Regions from separate parts of the Mus musculus genome. Here region 2 is linked to region 1. The links are chromatin loops, found by intact Hi-C in ENCODE. Cell type or tissue: left cerebral cortex. All regions are shown on one strand.

What was found. Hi-C counts contacts between places; a loop is a spot of excess contacts. Peaks named below come from ENCODE experiments on the same cell type or tissue, not always from the same donor. Only the 100,000 strongest peaks of a DNase experiment are listed, where the experiment ranks them.
Region 2: a loop joins it to region 1, with 7 times the contacts of the local background. A loop is called at or near these places in 3 of 42 quality-filtered maps.

The regions. Positions count from the first base shown.
Region 1 is chr1:128,100,511-128,108,510 of GRCm38, forward strand. It overlaps Zranb3 (zinc finger, RAN-binding domain containing 3), which reads right to left and starts at 1,961. Exons shown (of 21, transcript NM_027678.3): 1 at 1,743-1,961. It overlaps R3hdm1 (R3H domain containing 1), which reads left to right and starts at 2,796. Exons shown (of 27, transcript NM_181750.2): 1 at 2,796-2,973. It also overlaps the pseudogene Gm29383. In left cerebral cortex, a CTCF peak has its summit at 3,199; DNase peaks (open chromatin) are centred at 1,996, 2,294, 2,660, 3,224 and 1 more place; H3K4me3 peaks cover 4,286 bases; H3K27ac peaks cover 2,382 bases.
Region 2 is chr1:128,417,400-128,425,399 of GRCm38, forward strand. Dars (aspartyl-tRNA synthetase) reads right to left here and starts at 17. Exons shown (of 16, transcript NM_177445.5): 1 at 1-17. In left cerebral cortex, a CTCF peak has its summit at 3,240; no DNase peak of the experiment used is centred here; H3K4me3 peaks cover 395 bases; H3K27ac peaks cover 49 bases.

The DNA of each region.
Region 1 (8,000 bases):
ACCAACCAGGCAGCATGCACCAGCTGATATGAGGATTCCCAACACATCCACAGCAGAGGACTGCAGGGTCTGGACTAAGTGAGAGAAGATGCATCTAACCCTCAAGAGACTGGAGGCCCCAGGGAGTAGGGAGGTCTGGTGGGGTGGGGGCATCCTCTTGGAGATTGGGGGTGGAGGGAACTATAGGATGAGGAACAGTCAGGGGGCGGAACAGGATGGGGATAAAGACTGGACTGTAAAAAAACCTAACAGGTCATTCTGCAGAGGGCCAAGAATAATGGGCCAGTGGTTCACTTGCTGCTTTTGCGGAGGACTCAGGTTAGATTTGTAGCACCTAGAAGGTGGCTCACAACCATTTGGAACTTCTGTTTCAGGAGATCCAATGACTTCTTATAGGCATGTACATGGTGCACATACATGCACGCACTCAGACACATAAAATAAATAAACCTTTAAGAAAAAAACAAAACAGAACAAAAAGTAACACCTTTTTGCTAGGCATGGTGGTGACAGCCTTTAATCCCAGCATCCCGGTGGCAGGGGAAGGCTGAACTTTTTGAGATTCCTAAACATTTGAGAAGCAATGGTTTAGAGTTGAAAGTGAGGCTGGAACACAGTGACAAAGCACATTATCCAGCAAATGCAAGGCTCTCGGTTTGTCTCCAGCACTCAAAAAAATAAAAGACATACTAAACACCCTTAGCCCTTTTGGGGCTCAGATTAAATATTCAGTAATATGATTGTCATTATTACTACATATTGACTTCTACTCTGGAAGGACTTATGAAAAAAATCCCAACTAAGCATTTATGGACAATGCTAAGTTATCACTTGAAACTCTAACTCCTAGATGGGGATGATGCCTTCTGTTTAATATTCATATAGCACACACACACACTTGCACACACACACGTGAAAGTATTATATTGAAAAGCAAAAACATTTATTTTCTTTAAAAAAGTAAGAGTGTTTTGTCTGCTTGGAAGTTGCAGATATATTTCTGTCTCTGGGATTGCACTAGTTAGGACTCTCATCCACATAGTATATAAAACACCTCTTAACAGTTCTGGACACAGACTTAATACTTCAATAAAAATAATGAAAATAGAAAGGAATGGTTTTTAAATCTAAAAGTAGAAAGCAAAGAGGAAACCAAATCAACACACAAAACATAACTATGAAGATGCTAAATTTGGAGATATTAAAAAGACCAAGTAACATAAATTTTGCTTAATCTTTCTAACTCGTTTTAAACAAAACTTACCTTTCTGTGCACTCTTCAATCCTTTAAGCCTAGTATATTTACCACTAGTGTAAGTGCTCAATAAATATTTATGAGAAAAGTAGTAAGACAAAGTCTCCATAAAAATGATGGAGGAGACTTTTTTTTTTTTAAGATCCTGTTCAAAGGCAACTTCTGACTTCTGGGGACTATTTGTATAAATGGGAGGAATTAGTTCAGAATTTCCAATACCTTCCAGGACATGAACCTATGCTGCTTCACAGACAGTAGCTAAAGGCAAATTAAAGCATCCTCTACAAACTCAAGAGTGAACAGATCTGATAAACACTGGCTCTGCAAGACTAAGTAGCAAAGTAGAAAATTACATTACAGGCTCGAGAATTACACCCATGCCATTTCATATTTCTGGATGGGTTTTTTTAGGGGGAGGGGGCAGTGCGGGGGGGGGGGTTATTTTAGACAAGGTGAATTCTGTAGTCCCAGCTGTTTTAAAACTCACTCTGTAGCCCAGGCTATGAACTCGCGGCGACCTTTCAGCTTCCAGCTGTTACAGGCATCAGCCACCACGCCCGACTGTTACCCACTATTTTCTTATAGCGCAATTAAAGTGCAGTCAATTTCCCATCTCTTGCCCTATACAGTCCGCCAAAATGCAGCACTAGCTTCATAATCTTCAACTCCCGCCAAACTTTTTGCAAGCGTCTTCAACTAAGCGGAAGTGACGTTAAACGGATGACCTAGACTTGGAAGAGTTCAAATACCAGCACTCTAAAACATTGTAATGTGTTGAGAAAATTCCCAACCCTGTTATATTCTCCTTCCTTTAGCGATGCGAAAAGACCTGACTAGAACCTTGCGACTTCATTCTCAACTCCAAATTATTCAAAAATTTCCTCTTACTCATCTAGACAAGGAGGTTACACCGTAACCTCTCAAGAACTACAATTCCCATGAAACACTACCGGAAGCAAAATGAGGAAAACAGGGTCTCAAAGCATCTTGGGAACTGTAGTCGCAGGAGCCAAAGTGCTCAGAAGCCCTGCCTCCACCACTAAGACTGGAGGAACCAGGTGTTCAGCCTGGAACCCGTTACCGCTAAGGGGCGGAGCCACATCCTTAAAGCCTTCCTCTCATCTTCCCACATGAACGACAAAATTGTCCTTTCATCCTTAAAAAGCTCTATAATCATTCCCTGAAGAAAGAGAGTTGTCTACCACATCTCCAGTGATTAAAATCGCCCGGAACTCGCCCACCTCAGGATTCTACTCGTGGGAAAGGTGGCTCTTTCACAAGTGGGCAAAATGGCTGTCCTCCTAGCTTTATCATTGGTTGACTCTTACGTCGTTCAGGGACGACAACTTGCCCGGGATTGGTTCTTTTTCTTTTGTGGGTGGAGATAGACTTAGTCCCGTTCTCCCGCTGTCCCGCAGTGATAATGGGGGTGGAGCGAAAGTGGTTTTCAAACGCTGATTGGATAATTTGTATGTCACTTAATGTTGACCTAGCGTATGAGGTAGGCTGCTTTCCGTCAACGCGACGGAGAGGCGGGGCCAGTGCGTGGTGGGAAGGGGCGGGATTCTGCCGCCGCGGCTGCCGCTGGAGCCGGTGTCCGGGCTGGTGATGGGGTTAATTCCCTTCCGTGAGACTCTACCTTGCAACCAGCCGGCCCCGCCGTCGCCCCGCTGTGCCGCGCTCCCGCCACCTCCTCCTGCTCCTTCTCAGTAACGCGGGTAAGAGATGCTGTCCCCTCCCCCGCGGCGCCCCGGGAATAACGCGCTCGCTCCCCTCCCCCGCCCGCCAACCGGTAGCGCTAACGGAGCGGGAGAGTGAGGCAGCCGGGGAGCTAAGCGCTGAGGAGACGGCGTCCCTCCCCTCTCCTCCGGCCCGCCAGGGGCCGTCGGGTTCTGAGGCGAGCCCTCTAGTCGCCTCCACCGCGCGGTGCCCGCCGCTTCGCTGGGGGCCATGTGCAGCGCCAACCCCTTGAGGCCTAGCGGGGGAGCTGGGGACAGGTTCCCGAGCGTCCCTGCTGCAGCTGCTGCTCTTGCGAGCCCTGGAGATCCGGGGAGGACGGAGGGGAAAAGCAACATAGTCAGGCCAGGCTGGAGCAGGGACCGTTCGCGGAACTGTTCTCCGGGGCCTGGACCAGATGCCCGGGGCTGATACCCCCGCTCCGGGGAATTGTCACACACACCAAAAGGGAAACAGCACGTCGTGCCCGTACTGCCCGTACTGCTAGAAAAAACACAGTGGGGAAATTAGCAAGAAAGTTGAATGACTGTCAGAGCCTTGGTCGTTGATGGACGAACCTACGGGGGACGTTATGATGTAAATCCCCCTCCCCCCTTTCCATCCCTGTATATTAGAAGTTTTTTTTTTTTTCTTCTTGTGGTTATGTACCAGAGATTGTCACTGTTGTCTGAAGTTGCTTTTAAGGAGAAACAAAATTGGGTTTGGCTGTTGTGACTTCTGTGAATTGGGTCCTGAGAGAGCAAGTCCCCTAAACTAGTTAGAGGTGAAGAGGTATCTTCCAAAGCAGTGCTGCTTACTAAATAATAAGGTGCATTTCTGAAGAGGTAAAAATAGAATTTCTAGCATGAATGAATACACACAAACACACATATCCCACTCCTAAGGTTATAGTTTGGCTGGGTCACGTTAAAGAATCTCATACCATACTCCCCTTTATTTTAGATTTTTTCCCTGGACAGGGTCTCTCTGTGTAGCCCTGGCTGTCCTGGTACTCACAATGTAGACCAGGCTGGCCTTGAGCTCACAGAATCCACCTGTCTCTGCCTCCCAAGAGCTGGGATCAAAGGTGTGGCCCCCCATCGCCCAGCTAAAGAAACCTCTTAAATTTAAATGTCATTGATTCCAAGAGCATCGAGTCATAAAAAGATGAAATCAACCTCGAAGCCCCTTCCTTATAATACTTGAATCAGTAGAGTTCATGTAGCTACCCATTTAACTGAAGAAATATCATTCTCTTCAGATTTTATGTCTTTATATTTTAGGGGATTGTCTTATAATTGTATCAGATTTTGATAGTGTGCCCATCTTTTCAAATTCCACTCTGCTTTTTCAGCCTAGGAGAATATGACTTTAGTGGACCCTGTAATCTATAATAGGCATGGCTACAGACCACCCCATTTCTAAGATTTATTTGTTTTAGAGAGAACACTGGTTCTGAATAAACAACCTATGCTTTGACTAATAGACTATTTCTTCTGGGTCACAGAAGTACCTTAGGAATCTGCCATGTTCTCAAAATAATGCAAGTAGATACAGAAGTAAAATAGATCCATTCACTTGGATTAAGAAGGAATCTGGTTATGTGTTACTGATTTTTTTAATGTAGTACATAGCTTTTGAAGATTAGTTCCCTCAGCTTCTCCATTGAGTCCCCATAGCATACATTCCCTAGCATAGTTCCCCAAACTTGATAATTAGTTGGCAATTTATGCAGTGATATATTTAGGTCTCATGAATTCTTTGTATGGAAGGTCTGATGAAAATACAGGGGACTACATTCTTTTACTATTTGTGGGACCATTTTATGAGGCTAATCTAACCTAACCTCGGTTAATAATGGGGAGGATAATGCTTAATCTATGGAGCTGTAAATAGACTATGTAAAGCTACTAGGATTGTGTCTCACATGTATATATTTGTTACATTAAGTTTTTATCTTTGTTTTCTCATTTTCATATTTAGAGAATGAATTTGCTGTTCATATGCAGAGTATTGTTGCAGTCTCAAAAATCTCTTCTACTGTTGAGTGTTAATGTACACAGTGGCTTAAAACAATATCTCATAGCCAATTTTTTTGTTTTTGTTTTATTACATTTACTGGGGTACGGGGCGCAGCACAGAAGTACCATGATACATTTTAGGAGGGTGGAGGACAGTGGTAAGGTTAGGAGAAATCAGTTCTTCTTCTATCCTATTGGTCTCTGGGATTGAACTCAGGTGGTCTGATTTGAAGGCCAAGTGCCTTTATGCACTAAACCATCTTGCTAGCCTTTAGCCATTTTTTTTTTAAGCAGACAGAATATATGAAATTGGTCATTGGGTATCAAAGAGAATTTTGTCATACACAGTATCTTTTTTCCTTTTGTTTAAAATTTCTGCGTTTGGAACATATTTCAAATAGATTACCCATAATAAAAATGTGCTTTGTGTTTTAGTGTTTTAGTAGTAAACTAGGGTTGTTGTCCTGCTTTACTTTGTTAATATGTTTCAAGGTCTAGTTTACAGTTGCTTTTGGACTCATTCTGTTACCAGAGAAACCAAGTGACTGATACAAAGTTAAGACTGAGAAAGTTATCTTACCAGACTGTTGCTTTGTGCTCTTGAGGTTTGTTGGTTTTATTTTTGCTATTTTTTTTTCCTCAATGCTAGGGATTGAACCTTTCACCTCATACATGCCAGCAAGTATTCCAACATTGAGTTAAATCCTTGCTCTTTAGTTCCTACTCCATTGTTTAGCAGTCCTTGGGTATTTTTTTTTCTTTGAAATACCATATTCCTCCCTGTTCCCAAGTATATTTGAAAGTATAGTTTTCACACATAAAGGTGTCCTTGGAGTTGGTGCAGCCGAGCCAGGTTTCGATTAGCATGCCAACAGTTGTGTTATGAAGTGTTGCTGGTACTATCCAAGATTGACAGCATCTACATGGTCACATGCCACTGAGTTATTGAGCTCTGTGTACTTGGGTGCTTCTCTAAAGGGACTTACCCAGTAATTAAAGAGGTTTTTGTTTGAACTGACGTTTTAAATATCCAGTTATAACCATTTGGGTTACTATTAAGCTGCAATTCTTATAAACAAGGAAGTGTAGTAAGAGTTGTGTATGCTAAAGACTAATGAAACTATAATATTCTGTTCCTACTTGAAGTAGAAAACTTCCCAATTAACCCTTCCCATGACCTGTTGTAAAAATGTCCAGCACTCACATGTCATAGAGGTGGATGTGTTTCCAAGTGGAAATGAAAATTTCGGATTGCTCTTGTTGCAAACCACAGAACCAGCCCTCCATTTCCCATTCTTGCCTATAGGAAGAATAATTTATTTATGGTTTTAGGTAACTAAATTGGCAGGTGATAGAAAAGGAAATGTATTAGTTTTTTCCCATATAATACTAAATGTTAAAAAAAAAAAAAAGATTACATTGCCTGGCACTTAATCCTTTGAGCTCACTATAAACTTTTATTAGTAATACAAACATGCATCATGCACCAAATAACATAATAAAATTTCTATCAAATTAACTTGGATCCTTATATAAGGGCCTGGCTAAATTAAGTAAAACAACTTGCTTATATCTGGTGTTAACTTACATATGAATATATATAATCTCCACAATGCAGTTTAATAAGTCAGTGATGGACAAGTGAAATAAGTTCTAAATCATGGCTCAAAGCTAGTTCTCTGCCTGAATTTCCCTGCAGTTTGTTTTATTTCCAGGTTTTGTTCTTTACTGTTGTGCTGCCCACCCATTCTTAGTGTTCACACATACATTAAGGTAAACAGTTTCCTTTAGAGTTCTATTGCTCTTTGCTTTGTCAGTTGGTAGGTTTGTACCTTTTCGGGGAGTGGAAGGAGGATGTTTCATGGCAGTTTCTCTGTGTAGCCCTTGCTGTCCTGGAACTCTCTTTGTAGACCAAACTGGGCCTCACACTTTAGAGATCCACTTGCCTCTGCCTCCTGAGTGCTAGGTTTAAAAACACGTGCACCATGCTTGGCAGTTTATACCTTTTTAAAAGTTATTTCTTATTATGTATATGGATGTTTTGCCTGCATGTATGTCTCTGCACCTCTTGTATGTCTGGTGCCCTCAGGTCAGAAAAACTGTATAGGATCTTCTGGAACTGATGTTATACACTGTTGTGAACTGCCATGTGGCTGCTGGGAATTGAAGATGGGTTCTCTAAAAGAGCACTCAGTGCTCTTAGCGCCTCAGCTGTCTTTCCAGCCCTTGTGACTCTTCTTAATTTTTACCTGTAAACTCACTTCTCAGGAAAGCATTTTTGAGCCTCTTATTCTGTAAATACTAGATCACTTAGCATTTTTGGATGGGAGCTCTTTGGGCTTCTCCATTTATGTCATCTATAACTTGGTGTAATTTTCTTTTAAAAGAAATTAAATGAAATTATTTGTTTGTGTTTCTGACTTTTAGAGGTGTAATCTGATGTCTGATGCAAGGAAAGTTCTGCCATTTGACTTATGCCAATTTTAGTTTAGTGACAGATTGAAGCTGACTTTGTAGTTGTGCTGGTAGCTTTACTAACCTCTTCTACATGAAAGGGTTCCATAACTACATGGTTGTGTCTCCTTGCAATTTGAGGTACAAGTTTAATCAGCTGCAGGTCATTATACTAAGGGATGATCTAGAATATAAAAATAAAATGAAAAGTTCTAATATGAAATTAAAATTTTCTGCATGTGTGCAAGCTTAAATAGTGTTAGACTTTTTTAAATCTTGAGAAAGGAATTTTCTTATTATGGAATTTCTGTTTAAAATTAGTAATTGGGTTGTTGATTTCTGGAAATAACTCCAATGTCCCTCACTGAGTAAGTTAAACTGTGGTGTATCCATACCATCTATGTTTGGAATACTATGCAGCAATAAAGGGGCCCAAGTTGTAGCTATAGTAATAGCTTGGGTAGACCTCAAAGAAAATATGATAACTTAAAAAACAAAAATCTTAAGCAGTTACATACCATATGGTTCTGTTTATGTAATATTCTTGAAATGAG
Region 2 (8,000 bases), 320 kb after region 1:
CGCCAGCTCCTCCCTCTGCCCCGCCCACGGGAGTCATGGGGCGTGGCCCAGAAGTGGGTGTGGTCTCGCAGGATAGGCTCCGAGGAATCTTCCCTGCAGAGCCTCTTGACATACCTACCCTCTTGGTCTAACTTCATTCCAGTTAATTGTCTTCCCCTTGCTCCCAGAGTCCCTCTTTTTAAATTTAATTCTAATTATTTTAAAGACAGGGTCTGTGTAATGCTGTCTGGCCTGGAACTCACGAGGATCCTCCTGCCTCTGCTCCCTGAGTGCTGGGATTAAGAGTGTGAAACACCACGAGCTTGCTTACTTGTATATTTAGAGACAGGGAGTTGGGGGTGGGGTGAGTATCATTGTTTCACCCTCCCTGGCAGACAGCTTGTCTCGCGTCCTGCCAGCTGGGATCTCCGCTTTTGGAATTGATGCCTTCACTGCCCTGTGGAAGCCTGTCTCTTGGGTCAGAGGAGGTCTCTGGGCAACCTGCTCTGTGTGGGAAGGCAGGATGCTGTGTTAGAGGTAGGCAGGTAGGCTCCTAAGGCAGGATGGAGTACTGTTTTAAAAGCAATAGCCTACAGGTTTTCCTTGACTTGTTGTGTTGTGAAAGGCAATGCATAGTATAGTGTTGGTTGTCTAATGGGTGAATCTTCCCTAAATTAGACTTTTGAAAAATGCTGTCGTTTTTATTGAATGTGGGCTTTGGTAATTCGGGCCTGCAGTTAACAGCACTCAGGAAGCAGAGGCCAGCCTTGTTTGCGTAGTGAGACTCTATCTTAAAACAACAACCAAGAAGGAAAAGTTTGTTGGGATGAAATTTGAAGACTTGATTACATACTACTTCCGGTGCTGGACACAAGCTTTAGCCGTCTTTGTCACATTTTAGCTGTCTGTAGTGTCTTATCTTGACATAAAATGTCATGGTCAATACTTGTTAACAGGATACAATTGGACCCTCCTCCCCAACCCTACCTTATCCCCTCAAATGAAAGCTCTCTGGGAATAACTTTACTTAGATCTGGAATCCAGGTAAGATTTTACTTAGATCTGGAATCCAGGTAAGATAGATATGGTGGCTCCAGAAGTGTAGTTTACTATGTAGTTATAGGTGGGGGAAAATATGGTTCAATTAACTCATCAGTGGTTATAAATATGTGCTTTGTGCTAAGCGTTATATAAACCATTGGCAATAAAATGATTACTGATGGTTCTGGCCAGGATCCTGAGCTGATCTTTCTACTTGACGCAGGCTGACTGCCGAGAAGAGACACATCTTAATCTGCTACTGTTTGCTCAAAACAGAAGAATGTATTCATTCCTTAGGGAATGATAGTGAATACTTATGGTCAATAGCACATTCCATTATAGTCAAGGGATTCCAATGCAGAAAGCATCTGAATTGGCTCCATTTCTAAAAGAAGTATTTATTCTCTTAGCCTTAGTACTAATGTATGCCCTGATCGACAGAAGGCAACATATAAATTCTATTGTCATTTGGTAGGGTGGAATTGTCATATTTCAGTGTGTCCACAAGACTCCTTTTGTTTGTTTGTTTCTTGTTGTTTTCCTGCATATGTCTTACTGTGCTCCTTTGCTTTGATAGAATATTCTTATTTAGGTCATAACTTTGGAGTAACGATGTAAATATGTGTAAGAAATATCAACTATGACTTTTTCTATCGAATACTGTAAAACTTGTGTTTAAAACCAGGAATTCAAATCTGTTTATCTCCCTTTCCTTACAAGACTTATGAAAATGCTTTAGTTCCCTACCCAGTAAAACCTTTGTTTACACAAAGGCTCCATGCTCTAGACTAGGAATTCAATGGCCTGGAACAGTGACCCTTTTCTCCTTGGAGCAGTGACCCCTTCCTGCTTCTTCCATTTCCTGTGCACCAGTTCTTTGCAGACTAGCCAACTGAATAAGACTGTGAGGTCGGACCCCAGCCAATGGGGAAAAGACACAGCTGAGGTAAAATAAAAACCAAATGTACTTCCTGTGTTGGGATGTTTGCTCTTCAGAGGATACCCTTTGATCAAGAGTCAAGTTTGCCTTGTCCAGATACTTCGGTTGGACTGGTCATGTCTTTCTCTGTGTTCCTGAACTTATTTCTAACAATATGTGCTCTTGCTTTCTCACCTAACAGAAGAAAAGCATTTGCTAGCTACATCAATGGACACACGCTATACTCCTGAGGTCTCCCAAGTGTCAGTAGTTGGGGTTTCTCAGCAGAAGAGCATCTTGGCAGATTGGGGCCAAGGAATGCCATAAAGTCACACATGCAACAGACCTCACTCAAGAGATTTAGTGGGGCTTGGGGGAGGGTATACAAAGACAGCCTTTGAGCAAGGATGGAGGAGAAAGAGAACAAGTTGTGAAGACACAGGCTTTATAAAGGGATACAGTAAATGTGCACAGGGAGAATACGCCACCTACGATGATTGGAAATGGGCTGCATTTGGTGACTGGTGAGATGACGTGGCTGCTGTCTCTTGAGTTACTGAAGGCAGGCTGGGTAGGGAAGACCTGGTTCTGGAATGAGGATGGTTCTTAGTTTTCTTATATTCCTCTCTCTTATTTATTATAAAAGGTGAGGAATAGGAAGGGGTGACAGGTGAGGTAGAAATGGGGGCGCCGTGTTCCTTAGATTGCTTCCTGCTGTCTGGGGATGGCGACATCTTTGGAGCACTGTTGATCCTCACCAGCAGGACATATTCAGCAGTCATAAGTCTCTGGCCCCGTGGCTAGGGGTTGGTGGTCCTGTAAGAACTGATTAAATGTTTGATTGGAGAGTTTTTTAATTTGTCGTCGGAGAAAGGTAGAGAAGAGACTGATAAAGTTAGTAAAAACAGGAAATGGAGAAGGGAGAGGGTCATGAAGGGAAGTATTCACTTCCATACGGGGCCCTCAGAGGCCCAGGGACTGGAGGCATTGAGTTTTTCCTTACCTTTTTGGAGGTCTGTTTGGAGCTGGTGGATTTTTGTTTTGTATTGTACTGGATTGGCTGACATAGAAGCATCGTCCCTCTTGGAGAAGAGGCAAAGGCCACCTTTTCAGTTGTCAAAAGATCTAGTTCTTGTCCATGTTGGAGGACCACTGCTGCCAAGAGTCAATTTGTCCTTGAAGGGTGAGTAGGGTTTCAGATCCTCCATATGTTGGAGGATCTGAATGCACTGGGAACATGACTGAAGAACCTTGCCAGGGAGGTGGTCAGTCCTGCTGGTCCACATAATTCCTGTGATGGCCAGAAGGGGCAGGATTTGAACTGGCCTTTTATTATGTAGGGCAGCTATTGAGTCCACAACCAGAATCAGTACAGGCTTTTCTTCTTGTGTCATCCGCAACTTGGGGAAGAGAAATACTAGCATGCAAACTCCTAACCAACTGGCAGGTAGGTGACGGGAGACTTGAGTACTATGAAGAATCAAAGCACTGGGATACTGGGACTGAGATGGGGTGGCAAGGGTTAGAGTTTTATTGCAGTCTAAGAAATTTAATGCCCCTACAAAATGTGTCCTGGATGCCTCATAGTTGTTTGCCATGCCAAAGAGAGTGATATGAAAAAGGTAAGGAGTTGTGACGACACTGGACTCAGGGCAGTTGGTGAATGGTGACGTAAGATTGTTTGATGACGTTACGGGAGAGGCTGTAAGTAAGCAGTTGTGAGCTAGTCCTAGGAGGAACTCATAGCCAGCAATCCCCAAAGTGGCCAGGTTGGGTGACAATGAGGAGTTGGTAGGTCTGTGGAGGTCAGAATCTGAGGAGGAGTCAAAATGACAGGTTTGTATTATTTAGGAGAAGGGATGTTAAAGAGGTTACAACCGTGGAGGGATGTTGACTCACCTCCATTATTTCTCCTAGCTCCAAGGGCTGAGTGACTGGTATTTTCTCTGAATTTTAACTGTGCTCCCTGGGTGCTGGGGGTGGGGTGGGGTGGGGGTGGGGGCTGAAGAAACAGTAGAACTTACTGGTAACAAACCTGTTTCTCACACAGATCCCTAAGATAGAGATGAACAGCCCCATTTTGTAGACAGAGGTAGGAATTGGGGCTAGGTGCACATGTAGCACATAGTATTGGCAAGACTAGTAAGGGCAGCCTCCATGTACATCTGGCTACTCTTTACAATAACATTCCGTCTGGTCATGAAATGAAGGAGGAGGAGTGAACATAGGGTTGATGGGAATTTTACCTGGCTTCTGACAGCCGGCTGTGGAATAGTTCCCAAGCCTATTTGGAAGGACTGATTTGTAGAAGTGAGGGTCTCTTATCTGTATATGTAAGAGTTACCCTGACAGAAGTGGACAGGAGGGAGAGGAAGAAAACTCTATATCCAGTTTAGTAGAGTAGAGCTTGGCTGCCAGGGTGAAGCCTCATTCTCCTGGAAGCAGGAATAAGGTGGCTGATCTCGGGGTCTCCTGACACTTAAGGGAGCAGGGTCCTGTTGGGGTTGAAATTATCTTGAGGCAGAGGAGTAAAGGGCTGGAGGTGGGATAGGGGACTCAAAGAGGGAGACCCTCAAGCTTAGCAGCTGTGGGGGTTACAAGAATTACCTTAAAGGGCTCTGCAATTTAGGGGGAGAGGGGGAGAGACCTTGGTTTGGAGGGGAGATAAGGACCTGATCTGCAATGGTGACTGGGGACAAACAGGAGTTGGCATATGGTCAGGGTAGGTAGTGGTCAGTAACGTTCCATAGGAGAGAGAGGAGATGACAGAGTAAGGAGGTGAGTTGGTGATCAGGGAAAAGTGAGTTGTTTGGGTGAACGACAGGGGGTCAGAACTGGTTGTTCATACATGAGCTCATAAGGAGAGATGGAAAGAGGTCACTTGGGGGGAGCCTGTAGCCTGAGAAGGGCTTTACCCAATTAAGGTAAAGTTCTTGTGAGAGTTTGACAAGGGTGGCTTTGTTTTGTTTTGTTTTGTTTTTTTGAGACAGGGTTTCTCTGTATAGCCCTGGCTGTCCTGGAACTCACTTTGTAGACCAAGCTGGCCTTGAACTCAGAAATCCTCCTGCCTCTGCCTCCCGAGTGCTGGGATTAAAGGCTGTGTGCATCACCACACCCAGCTGACAAGGGTGGTTTTAAAGGAGCTAGTTCATTCTCTCTTTCCTGAGGACTGGGGGTGGTATGGAATATGGAAGTGCCAATGGATGTTTGAGGGCTTTGCATAGGGTTTGGGAGACCTGGGAGGTGAATTCAGGACCATTGTCTAACTAGAGGCAGATGGGGATTCCAAAGCTGGGAATGGTCTCCTGGGGTAGGAGGAGGTCAGAGACTGACTGAGCCCTTTTGTTGGTGGTGGGGAATGCCTCCACCTACCCTGAGAAGGTGTTCACCAAGACCAGGAAGTTTGTAACACATTTGAGTGTGGCATATTTGGAGTTTAGTCAAGTTGCCATCAGTTCCAGGGAGAGAGTCTCTGGCCTGATGAATAGGAAAAGTGTGTGTGTGTGTGTGTGTGTGTGTGTGTGTGTGTGTGTGTGTGTGAGAGAGAGAGAGAGATAGCTGGAGTTGGGGTCTGACATCTAACAGATTTTACAAGAAGTAGTATTAGCTCTTAAGAAATGTAAATCTGGGGCTGGCTAGAGGGTAAGAGCACTGACTGCTCTTACCAAGATCCTGAGTTCAAATCCCAGCAACCACATGGTGGCTCACAACCACCGTAATGAGAACGCCCTCTTCTGGTGCAGCTGAAGTCAGCTACCATGTACTTATGTGTAATAATAAATACATCTTTGGGCTGGAGCAAGCAGTGACTGAGTGAGCAGAGTTGACTCGAGTGAGTGGGACAGACAGAAGCAAGCAGAGGTCCTAAAAATCCAATTCCCAACAACCATATCTATACAGCTACAGTGAACTCACATACATAAAATAGATAAATAAATCTTTAAAAAAATAGAAATCAATCTGGCCAGATTCCCCTGGAGCCCCCAGGGACTGGACCACCAACCAAAGAGTACACATGGAGGGACCCAGGGCTCTGACCACATATGTGGCAGAGGATGGCCTTGTTGGATATCAAGGGAGGAGTGGCCCTTGGGCCTGAGGGGGTTCAATGCCCCAGTGTAGGGGGATGCCAGGACAAGAGGGCGAGAGAAGGTGGGTGGGTGGAGGAGCACCCTCATAGAGGCAGGGGGAAGGGGATCTGGTATAGGGGGTTTCTGGAGAGGAGACCTGGAGAGGGGATAACATTTGAAATGTAAATAAGGAAAATATTCAATAACTGAAAAATATTAGAATAAATAATTTAAAAAATTAACTCAAAAAGAAGAAAAAAGAAAAAAAATGTAAGTCCCAAGGCGTCCACTGCGGATGGGTCTTAACAAACTGAGACAAGGTGTGGCTCTTTGGATGAAAGAGCTGCTGATAGAATTTGTTGAGTGTCAGGGGTGAGAGTGGGGATATGGGTTGTCATTTAAGGATATCTTGTGGTGGGTGGGATAGGCCTGGGCCTCCAAGGGCTGCAGCTGTAGCCACTGCATTGGCTATTATTTTCCTGTAGAGATGACAAAATTGTCAGTCTGGTGGAATTAGTGCTGGACAATTCCTATAGCCTTGGGGGGATGGGAGGCTTTTACGATGGCCATTATTTGGTCTGGCTTGGTTATTGATCCTCCTTTTGTTGTAAGTAGTATGCTATCTTTCCAGATGGCAACATGAGACAGGAGGATTTGAAAGGAATATTTGGAGTCAGTGGAGATGTTAAGGGACTGTCCTTGTGCCACTTGGAAGGCATGGGTGAGAGCTATTAGTTCAGCCTGTTGATTAGTGGTGTGGGCAGGCAGGGGCGTGCTTCAACCACCTCAGTATCTGACTCCATGGCATGGCCTGCTTTTTGGACCCCTTGTGTAAAAAGGAGTTGACATCTGTGTACCAGCTATAGATGGCCTGAGGCAGTGTGCCCTCAGTGTGAGGGTTGTCGCTGTTGTTCCTTTAAGGTTTCAGTGAAAGAAAGAGATTGGGAGTGATCTGTGTTAGGGTAAGAAGATTTGAGATGTTGAGGGGTGGGCATGATTGGAAAGTAAGTGTCACTTTTTAACTAGTGTCACAGAGAGAGGGGGATGGGCGAGGGGGAGAAGGAAAGAGAGGGCATGAGCGAGCCCAGGAGGGAGATAGAATTTATAAGCCTTTATATGTTAAGATGTGGGACAGGTTGTGGGAGAAGAAGATAGTGGTGGGTAACCCAAAAATTAGAGGTTTTTCTTATTCATGTATGAGGAGCTCAGCTGCAGGTGCCCATCCTTGGTGGTCAGGTCTAATTTCTTTGACAAGTATGCTGCAGGTACAAAGAAGATCCTAGTTGGTGGCCTGGACCCCCAAGAGCACGTCCTTTTCTCTCTATTAACATCATGGGAGAAAAGACAGGTTAAGTCTGGGAGATGTAGGGCTGGAACCTGAAGGAAGAGCTGTTAGAGCTTCGGAAAGGGCTTGATAATGGGTATTAGAAGGGGTTTATGTGAGGGGCCAAGGGATCCCCCATATAGGGAGAGGACAGGGAGGGCAAAGGAGGAAATCTAGGAACATAAGAAACCAGCTCTTCCTAGGAATGATAAAATCTCCTCTTGCTGGAGAGGGAGAGGAAGAGACTGAAGGATATGGGAGGAGAAGAACGACTGTAGGTTGAGGCCTGTAAGGGGAGTGCTCATTAGCAGGATCAAGAGTAGTGGAAGACTCCTCTTGTTCAGACTTCATAGCAAGAAGGAGCTGAGTCAGGGAACAGGAAGAACAGAGGGAAGGCTTAGAGCGAAGATAAGAGAATGCTTGAACATAGGGAATCTCCATTTCTCTAATCACTAGCAATAGTTGTAGAGGTCTCTAATAATGTGGGGATCTAGGGTGCTGCTGGCTGGCCATTTTGATTGATTATCTGAGGGGTACTGAGATCAGATTCAAGTGCAAAGGCAGTTAGGTTTAGAGGCCTGTAAGGCGTTAGATGGAGAGGTAAGAGGTTCTCCAAAAGGCATTTCAAAAGGCCAAAACCAAACTGGAAAATAAAGCTTCACCCCAG